Regions from separate parts of the Homo sapiens genome. Here regions 1 and 2 are each linked to region 3. A link is a contact called in ENCODE Hi-C data. All regions are on one chromosome and are shown on one strand. The core of a region is the stretch at or near the end of the contact, and the rest is flanking DNA. Distances in the headings are between cores, read along the strand shown.

What was found. Hi-C counts contacts between places; a loop is a spot of excess contacts on that map. Pooled maps may share reads with other maps.
Region 1: a pooled map shows a loop between it and region 3 (4-fold over the local background). The contact joins the enhancer-like site here to the promoter of TMEM45A in region 3. A Hi-C loop is called at or near these places in 3 of 37 single-sample maps with no recorded cell type and 4 of 50 pooled maps.
Region 2: a pooled map shows a loop between it and region 3 (3-fold over the local background). The contact joins the enhancer-like site here to the promoter of TMEM45A in region 3. A Hi-C loop is called at or near these places in 2 of 37 single-sample maps with no recorded cell type and 3 of 50 pooled maps.

The regions. Positions count from the first base shown.
Region 1 is chr3:100,045,894-100,048,593 of GRCh38, forward strand. All of the region lies in intron 1 of CMSS1 (cms1 ribosomal small subunit homolog), which reads left to right. All of the region lies in intron 1 of FILIP1L (filamin A interacting protein 1 like), which reads right to left. Among named protein-coding and RNA genes, the nearest start is that of FILIP1L, 67 kb to the right of the region's middle. RefSeq lists an enhancer at 1,866-1,955. Within about 2 kb of position 1,283, at least 14 of the 41 ENCODE cell types and tissues checked have a DNase peak (open chromatin) inside an H3K27ac peak, as active enhancers do.
Region 2 is chr3:100,103,066-100,105,765 of GRCh38, forward strand. All of the region lies in intron 1 of CMSS1 (cms1 ribosomal small subunit homolog), which reads left to right. All of the region lies in intron 1 of FILIP1L (filamin A interacting protein 1 like), which reads right to left. Among named protein-coding and RNA genes, the nearest start is that of FILIP1L, 10 kb to the right of the region's middle. Within about 2 kb of position 1,251, at least 8 of the 41 ENCODE cell types and tissues checked have a DNase peak (open chromatin) inside an H3K27ac peak, as active enhancers do.
Region 3 is chr3:100,491,173-100,493,872 of GRCh38, forward strand. TMEM45A (transmembrane protein 45A) reads left to right here and starts at 1,447. Exons shown (of 6, transcript NM_018004.3): 1 at 1,447-1,756. RefSeq lists a silencer at 1,165-1,464.

The DNA.
Region 1 (2,700 bases), core at 33-2,532, 450 kb before region 3:
TTCTGCGCAGGGATGAGGTCACTGGGGAAGGGGGAGGAGGCGGAGCTGGGGTGGATGAGAGAAGGGAAGGGGAAGAAGCTGTCACATCTGCATTCTTGGTGGAAAAATGGAAACATGTTTGCCACATGCTTGCTTTGTTTGTTTATTTTTTAAGGAAAGGGTATGGAGAGGCAAGAGAATAGTGAGGAATTGTAACATGATGACTGCTTGGTTTTCCCCCAAGGCTTCACAGCTAAATAGCTGTATTCTCAATAACAGGCTCATCAAATTTCCCAGGGCACTGATAACTCTATGAATCTAATCCTGAATACTTGAAACTGATCAGGGCCAGGATATTCCAGCGTTTGGATCCAGTAACTTCTTTAGAGTTGTGAAAATTCCTAATTCTAGATAGTCCACTCCTCCTTATGCCTCAGACATGTCTTAAAAAGGGAAATTCAGAATTTGCAGAATTATTTTTATATTTGGCAATGTAGTTAAAAGTATCAGGTTGTTCACCTATTTCTCAAAGTTGTCACTGAAAGTAAACAACCTTTTTTTTTTTTTAAGTTTACTAGTAGTAGCCTAACTGGTAGATCATAGTTTTATCTCTAGAGCTTGTTGTATATACAGAGATTATAAATCTAGAATTCCCCAACTCCCCCCAGGATTTGGGATTGTTGTTACAATTGGTTGTTGTTGATGTTTTTGTGAGGAGAGAGGTTAGCAAAAGAGGGGTCCTGTTGTCATTACAGGGAATGACCTGGCCTGGGCAAAATCACAACCAACCACTTGGCCATCTCAGCTCCAGGTAATAGAAATAAGTCAGCGCTGACAGAAGTGAGAAAAATACTCAAAATGCTCTCAAGATGGTTTTGAACCCTTCAAACCTGATAAGGCCAGGTCTGATTAGCCTTTGTATCTTCAATACCTCAGCCAGGGCCTAATAGATAGTAAGTGCTCAGTGAGTGGTGAGTGGCCAAGTAACCCAGTTTTCCTATTTTCCATGGTTCAGGACTACTGTTGGTAGGCAGAACAAATGACCATGAGTAATTAGGTAGAGGGAAAAAATATTTCCTCCTAAATCATGGAGAAAGAGGCTGTTATTTAAGTAAATATAATAATTGACTATCAACAGTGCTCCCGACTTGAGTTTTCAAGATAAAATGTAAAGGGTATTGTCCTCAGGTTTTGAAGGTCCAAAACTGCTAAATGTTTAGCCATTGAAGTTTTCTAACCTAAATTTCCTTGTTGGTAAAATGGGTATAATACTTTCTCTGCCTACCTTTCTAGGGTTATTTTCAGGATTAAATGCTTTTAAGGAAGTGAAACTAGTAAAAACTATCGGAGGGAAGTGTTGTTATTTTCTTCTTTTGAGAACAATATATCTTTAAACATTTTTAGAAGAAAAAAAGGTTTTGAATTCCTTGAAGAAAAGGTGCTTCCAAAGCATATTTATTGATGCTATTATTGTAAATCCCTCTTTAAGCTTCATGCATTTAAAAATTAATGACAACTCTCCTCTTCCTTTCTGGAAAGCTTTTATGACTTAACTCCAAATTCTATGTGTTTAAAAAAACTAAAGTATCATGTCCTCCTTAAAGAATACCATTATTATTCATAACCTCTGAAACCAGCGAGGGTCATAAAGCTACTGACTGCGAATGATTAAGTGGCCACAAATAAAACACTGGTATTACCACATGTAAATTCTTTCCCTGCAGTTTATGCCTCCGCAAACAGTGATTCAACTGCAGGTGTCTGTCAAGAGACAGTAGAGTTTTGTCCTTCTGGAAGCCTCACTGTATGTGAAGTCAAGAAACAATGCCCCTGCCACTGTCTAGCTATAGCCTCAATCAAATCATTTCACCTCTCTTAGCCTCTGCTTCCTCTTTTAACTGACAGGGCATTCAGTGGCTGTGCGTCTGGGCCTCACTGCTCTCCCCAGAAGGCATTTGAAAAAAAAAAGGAAGGCATTTTTGGTTGTCAAAATGACAGGGTGGGCGAAAAATGATAGGATGGAGGTAGCTTCTGGCACTTAGTAGGCAAATTTTCTATGGTGAGTTGAGCAGACTCATGAAAGAACGAATTGTCCCTCCTATAGTGTAAATATACCCTCCTAAGAAACACTGGGCCATAGCTTGTGAAAGTGAAAGGGTTTAAATTAGTAGTAAGGGACTGTCCCAGGCAAGCTGGCATATAGGGGCCAAACAGCCACAATCCAAGTCCACTTGTGCTTGCATTGTCTTCCTGCATTCTGGCCCTGTTTGCCCCACAAATGACCAGGTCCCAAGCTCTGCTGAACAGCCCTCAGGGAAGGGGACAGATAGGTCCAGACCAAATCCTTCCACTGTCTTTATTTTACTAGGAAAACTAGCAATAGACTTAAAGTTAACTCACTTGTTTATCCCTTAATTTGGTTATGCTTTAGTCCCAGAGGCCCCTCATTTCTCCCCTTTCCAGACCTTCAGAGCCTTCGGCACTGCCAGCCCTCAAGTATGGCAGCTGCTTGAAGCATTTGCTTGGGGTGAGTTGGGGAAAGAGGAGGAAGAGTAGAGCCAGCTCTTCCCTGCAGCTGTGGCTAACCGAGGCAAGCTGTGACACGGAGCTCACTCCATCTCAGTCAGAGCCCACCCTGAAGCCATATCTGTGGGTGCAAAGTTATTGTGACACAACCCACCACACAGTGTCAGGGGAGAAACTGAGCATGGTAATTGAGGT
Region 2 (2,700 bases), core at 1-2,500, 390 kb before region 3:
CGACTGTGGGTACACAGATCTAGTCTTTGTGAAATACCTTCCCTGACTTTTGTATATTCCTGTTCACCCTGTGATTGTAGGCCAGGAGTCTTTAATAGGAAACTGGTGATTTGAAGTCTCCCCACATAAGCAGACCAAGCAGCTTTTTGAAAGAAGCCCACTCAGACCATGGAGAAGGCAGCAGCTCACAGTGGCAGCAAGAGCTATGAGACAGCAAGAGTCAGCCAGAAACACACATGCAGAACCCGAAGTCTTGAGCACAGCAGGAGGTTGGGCAAAGCTGCTCCATTCTGAAGGTTATTATGGCCCCACTGGGGGCTGCCACACAAGTACTGGCATGAAAGCAAACTAGTGTTGGGATAACTGTTTTAATATTTGCAAAATCCACTCTAGGTGTGAGCTCCTTTGTGTAACTGAAGATCTAGAGTCTTTAGGAGTTTATTCCTCAAAACTTGAATCAGGTTTTTTCTAGGCAAGTTGGAAGCACGGATTGGGCAGGTAACAACAACCATTCTTCATGTTGAGCAAAAAGGAGGTGTGGGCAGTTAAGAGCCAAAGTTGAGATGGAGGAGAGAATATTGGTTGCCAGCATTGCACTGTATTAGAAGCCATGGAATGGTCTCTTCCAGCAGCTATTACAAACTGCCCCCTGGGAAATTCAAACAAGAAAACCTTTGGGTTTCACTTCACTGGCCTTGCAATAAACATGTTTGTTCAAATAACAAATTGTTGCATTAAGATAAATCTGTCTGTGTTATCCTAAAGAAAAGAGTCTATGCCCTGTGTGTTGGCAGCATTATCAATGAACAGCTGATATTTATGTAAATATCAACCTTATTAATAAGAATCATGAGCACGGGTCTGCCAAGGTTCCTGACAGCTTGTTTAATCAGGCGCATTAACTCAGAGGTTTTCAGTTAGTAGAAGCGTCCTCTTACCTTATTTGCTTAAAGGCCCAGAGGCCATGTCACCAAATTGGGGCTTCTAGCCATCCACTGAGGAGAGGTGACTTTTCATTTCTCTGAAATGAAGCCAACTGCTCTCTGTGTGTGTTTGGATTGGAGAGCACAGGTTACAATGAGAGTGGCCCTCTCTCACCCCCACCCCCATTGCCAGTCATGCCAAGTTACAGGGTAGGGACTGCAAAGAAGCTTGCTCAGGCAAAGCATCTAGATGGACTGACTGGTAGGAGGCCCCTTTGTGGGATGGCTCACCCTGACCTCTGCCTGAAACTGGAATCAAGACCAAGATGACATAGCTGTGGTCACACAAAGCCCGTTAACTACATCAGTTGTCTTTGTTTATTCAATAACTCTGAGCTACACTTTTTTTTACACAAGAAATGTGACCCACACTTTGTTTGAGATACTCCAGAAAGATGTAGCAATGTGGTTACCATTTTATAAACTTTTAAATAAAACTGTTAGCAGTTCACAACTTTGTTTAAAGAACAATGGCTTGGAACATAGGCCTGTGTTCCCAAGACCCAGAGGACAGTGACCAAGGCAGAGAAGAACCGAGTACAGATCTGGCTGACCAAGGCCTGCTTTGCATGCCCAGGAATCTAAAAGTTAAGCTTGAGGGCCTTTTCCTGTTTTGCAGGAGTAGTAGCAGTGAATTTGACCCGATTGCTTTGGTGATTTGCACTGATGTTCTCAGCTTGTTAGCTTTCATCAAGAAAAACTTTCATCAAGAGAAACTCAGAAAAAACAGGGATGAAAAGAGTCACCCCTGTTATTTTCCCTTACCCCCAAAACTGGCTGAGAATCACCATTTACAGCTTAGCTAGCTCAATATCTAGCTATTGCCATCCTTGTTTCTTCACTTCCATGTTTTTCTACCTCTATAGTTTCTTCTGTCTGTAACAGCCAAAACCTCACCTATGCATTAACTCTAATCTTTCTGTAAAAGTATCTGCCTTTATTTAACTTTCTGCTCATGACATGATTTATGTATATAAGAATCTTCATTTACAGATTGTTTCTTTTACTATACTTAGGTGTAGCTATTGTTCTCTTAGCCTAGTCTTGGAAAGGGTGTTCACAAGTAAGCATTGTTTAAGTCTCATATACTTTCCTCTAACAGCATACAAACATTTATGCCTGTAAAGATTTTTCTGGCCTGTTGACAAGGCTGATTTAGTAGATAATGTATTCTCCTACCAGAGCTTAAAGTTGAAATAACATATAATTGAAGCTGACCATTAATACTGATTTGGGAGTGGCAATATTTAGTTTGTTAAGTACTCAGGAAAGACATGAGCAATAGGAATTTGGACTAGTAATATCTTTTTAGACACATATTTCTCACAACTCAGTTTGGCTCCCTGGAAGGCATTTCTTTTGAATCAACTGCAATTCGTATCTAACAATTTCATAGCTTACAAGTAAGACTGCTATTAAAATGTTAACTAATTCTGGGGCAAAAGGGACTTCCAGGAAGGTTCAGTAATCATTGAACAGGGTGGTTAAAGGGCTATAAGATTAACCGAAAACATAGCACTTCTCATATACCCTTTAAGCAGAATTGATAAGGTATTTCCTAGAGATTAATGACATTCTGAGTTAATAGGCTGAGGGAAGGTCATTAATTCTTACACAAAGGTGGTCTGGAAAGTAGAAATGAAAAACAACTGCTAGGTCAAGCTGATGCAATCCCAGGAGACATTTCAGAAGATCAGTTTCCTTTTTAGAAGCCCAT
Region 3 (2,700 bases), core at 197-2,696:
AGCTGCAAAGAAATGAATTCTGTCAATGACCTGAGAAAGCTTGGAAATGATTCTTCTCCAGTAGAGCCTGCAGATGACAATGCAGCCCGGCTGACACCTTGATTGCACCCTTGTGAGAGCATAAGCAGAGGATCTAGTTTGGCCATGCCTGGACTTCCAACCTTCAGAAACTGTGCAGTGATATACATGTGTTGTACAAAGCACTAAGTTTGTGGGAATCTGTTGCGCAGCAATAGATGACAAATACACCAACAAACAAGACATTATCATTGTAGTGAAAGCTTTGGACACTCATAATAAATTCTGACCCCTGCAGGGATGGCAAATTGCAGATGAGTTTATGTATCTATGATGGAGTGCTGCAAACATATGTTTGGAGACATCTGTGGTAGGCTGGGATAGGTGCTGGGTCTTGGAGATTATTTTAATATCTATTTTATAAGGTAGTTGTAAGAATTAAATGTGATAATGCAGGTAAAAACTGTTTAATGCGGGGTCTGGTGCCTTCCCTGGCGTGCAGCCCAGTGAGTGTGGCTCTTGCCCACTTAATATTTCAATGAGGGAACGGTTCTGTCAATATGCACAAATTATAATGGCAATTGATTTGCAGATCTCTTCTTTCCTCCTCTCCTTCTAACTCACTAATCAAAAAACTGGTTAACCCTCCAACTGCTTTCCCAAGTTCAAAGCAACGTTTGGCGCAGTCCTTTCTCAATTCTCACACAACAAAGCAGTATTTCTCGGTTCCCTACAACGACCATCACTCAATACAAAAAACCAAGCAGGTCTGCCAAACCACTCTCATACCCAGTCCTGGTCATCTCCGCAGGAACAACTTCAATTCTGGTTAATAAGGACTTCAACGAAGGGTTCATTAAGGTTTTCCCTCCACCGAAAGAAAGAATACCGTCCCCAGGGAGCAGGCTCTTGGGCCCTATTATTTGCTCCCTGGAGAAAGTGAAGAGAGAGGAATCCCAAGGCGTGGCCTGAACGCCCTTTGGGGGCGTGGGCAGCCCGGAGCCCCAGCCTCTTCCACTCCAAGCACCAGGCGCGTCTTATTTTCAGCCCCCAAACGGCTACAAATCATCCGCCTTATTTTCAGCCTCCAAACGGCTACAAATCATCCTGTTTAAACAAAGCGGTCTGTCTAAAAGGAGGGGCATAACAGGGCCGGGGCAGGGGCAAGACCTGGGAGTAGGCAACCTCCCTCTCTGCCCCGAGCCGTCCCGGCCGCGCAGCCGCCGAGTGCCACATCAGCGACGGCGCTGCACTTCCACATTCCCTTAGGATGCAGCCAGCGGGCCTGAGAGAGGGGCGGGCCCGAGGCCCTCCGGAGTGGCGGGCCGCCCGGCCAATCGGCAGCAAGTGAAGAGCTGCGGCCACCAATGAGCTGGGGCTTGTGCCAGCCGCGGCCGCCGAGGCCCGTGCCCCGCGGGGGGAACAGATGAAGCACATCTGGACAGCTGTGCGGCCTCCTCGCGGGCCGACGTCAGCCGAGCACGTCCCCCACGTCCTCTCCTTCTCGCCACTTATTATTTATTCGTTTTCCCAAAGAAGCGACTAGGGACCCAAGTTTAAAAATTCCTCCCCCCACCCAATGCGAGACGTGGCCAGATCCCATCCAACACACGGTTTAATTTTCATGGGGCTCTGGGATCAAAAGAACAGAAACAGCAACAACAAAAGCCCAGCCGCTGTCTGATTTTAAGCTGGCAAAGTGGGAAAAATAAAGTGTTGAGTAAACAGACCAAGTTGGGTAAGTTTTGGATACGTGCTGGATATCATATTTCTCTTGCCGTGATCTCTATCCTGTGTCTTTTTACTGTTCTCACCAGCTTTCTCTTCATCAAGGGGAGAAAAGTAACACTTGCTGCGACAAACTGGACCCTTCGCTCCCTTCTCTTCCGTTTCACTAACATTTTAATTTAATTTTTTTGGTTTGCTATTCTTTTTTTTTTTTTTTTTTTTTTGGTGAGCTAGTTTTAAATATCCTGGGAGCAGCAATGTGACTGATATTCTGTTGTAAACCTCTAACTCCAAAATTGAATCTATTGATAAATTTATTTCTCTATTTTCTTTCTGTGAAAATACTGTGGGTATTTGTAAAGCCAAAATCGTTTTTTATCCCCAACTCTGGGACTGTTTTGATGGGAGATTGAGAAAATTATCTGATCTTTTCAGAATTAACACGTTTGCTTCTGTTAATAGGATGTCTAATATAAATTACGTAAAACCTGGGTTATGCAGGTAGTTGCTGGATTTTTCACTTAAATCTGGAGGTAGTTGCAAGCCAAATATATATCTTTTCGGTATTCTCCTATCCATAGTGGGAGACCTGAATTCCTTTATAATTGTTAAAAACAAACAAACATGTGACAGACCACTTGTGTGTTCATAAACTTATAATTGTATATATATACTATATAGTATATATGCACTATATAGTATGGTATATATACTATATACATGCTATGTATACACTATGCTATATGGTGTATATGCTCTATGTATGCTATATAGTATACTCTATATACGCTATATATTTTGTTGTTGTTGTAGTTTGTTTGTTTGTTTTTGAGACAGAGTCTCACTCTTGTCGCCAAGGCTGGAGTGCAATGGCACGATCTCGGCTTACTGGAACCTCTGCCTCCCGGGTTCAAGTGATTCTCCTGACTCAGCCTCCCAAGTAGCTGGGATTAC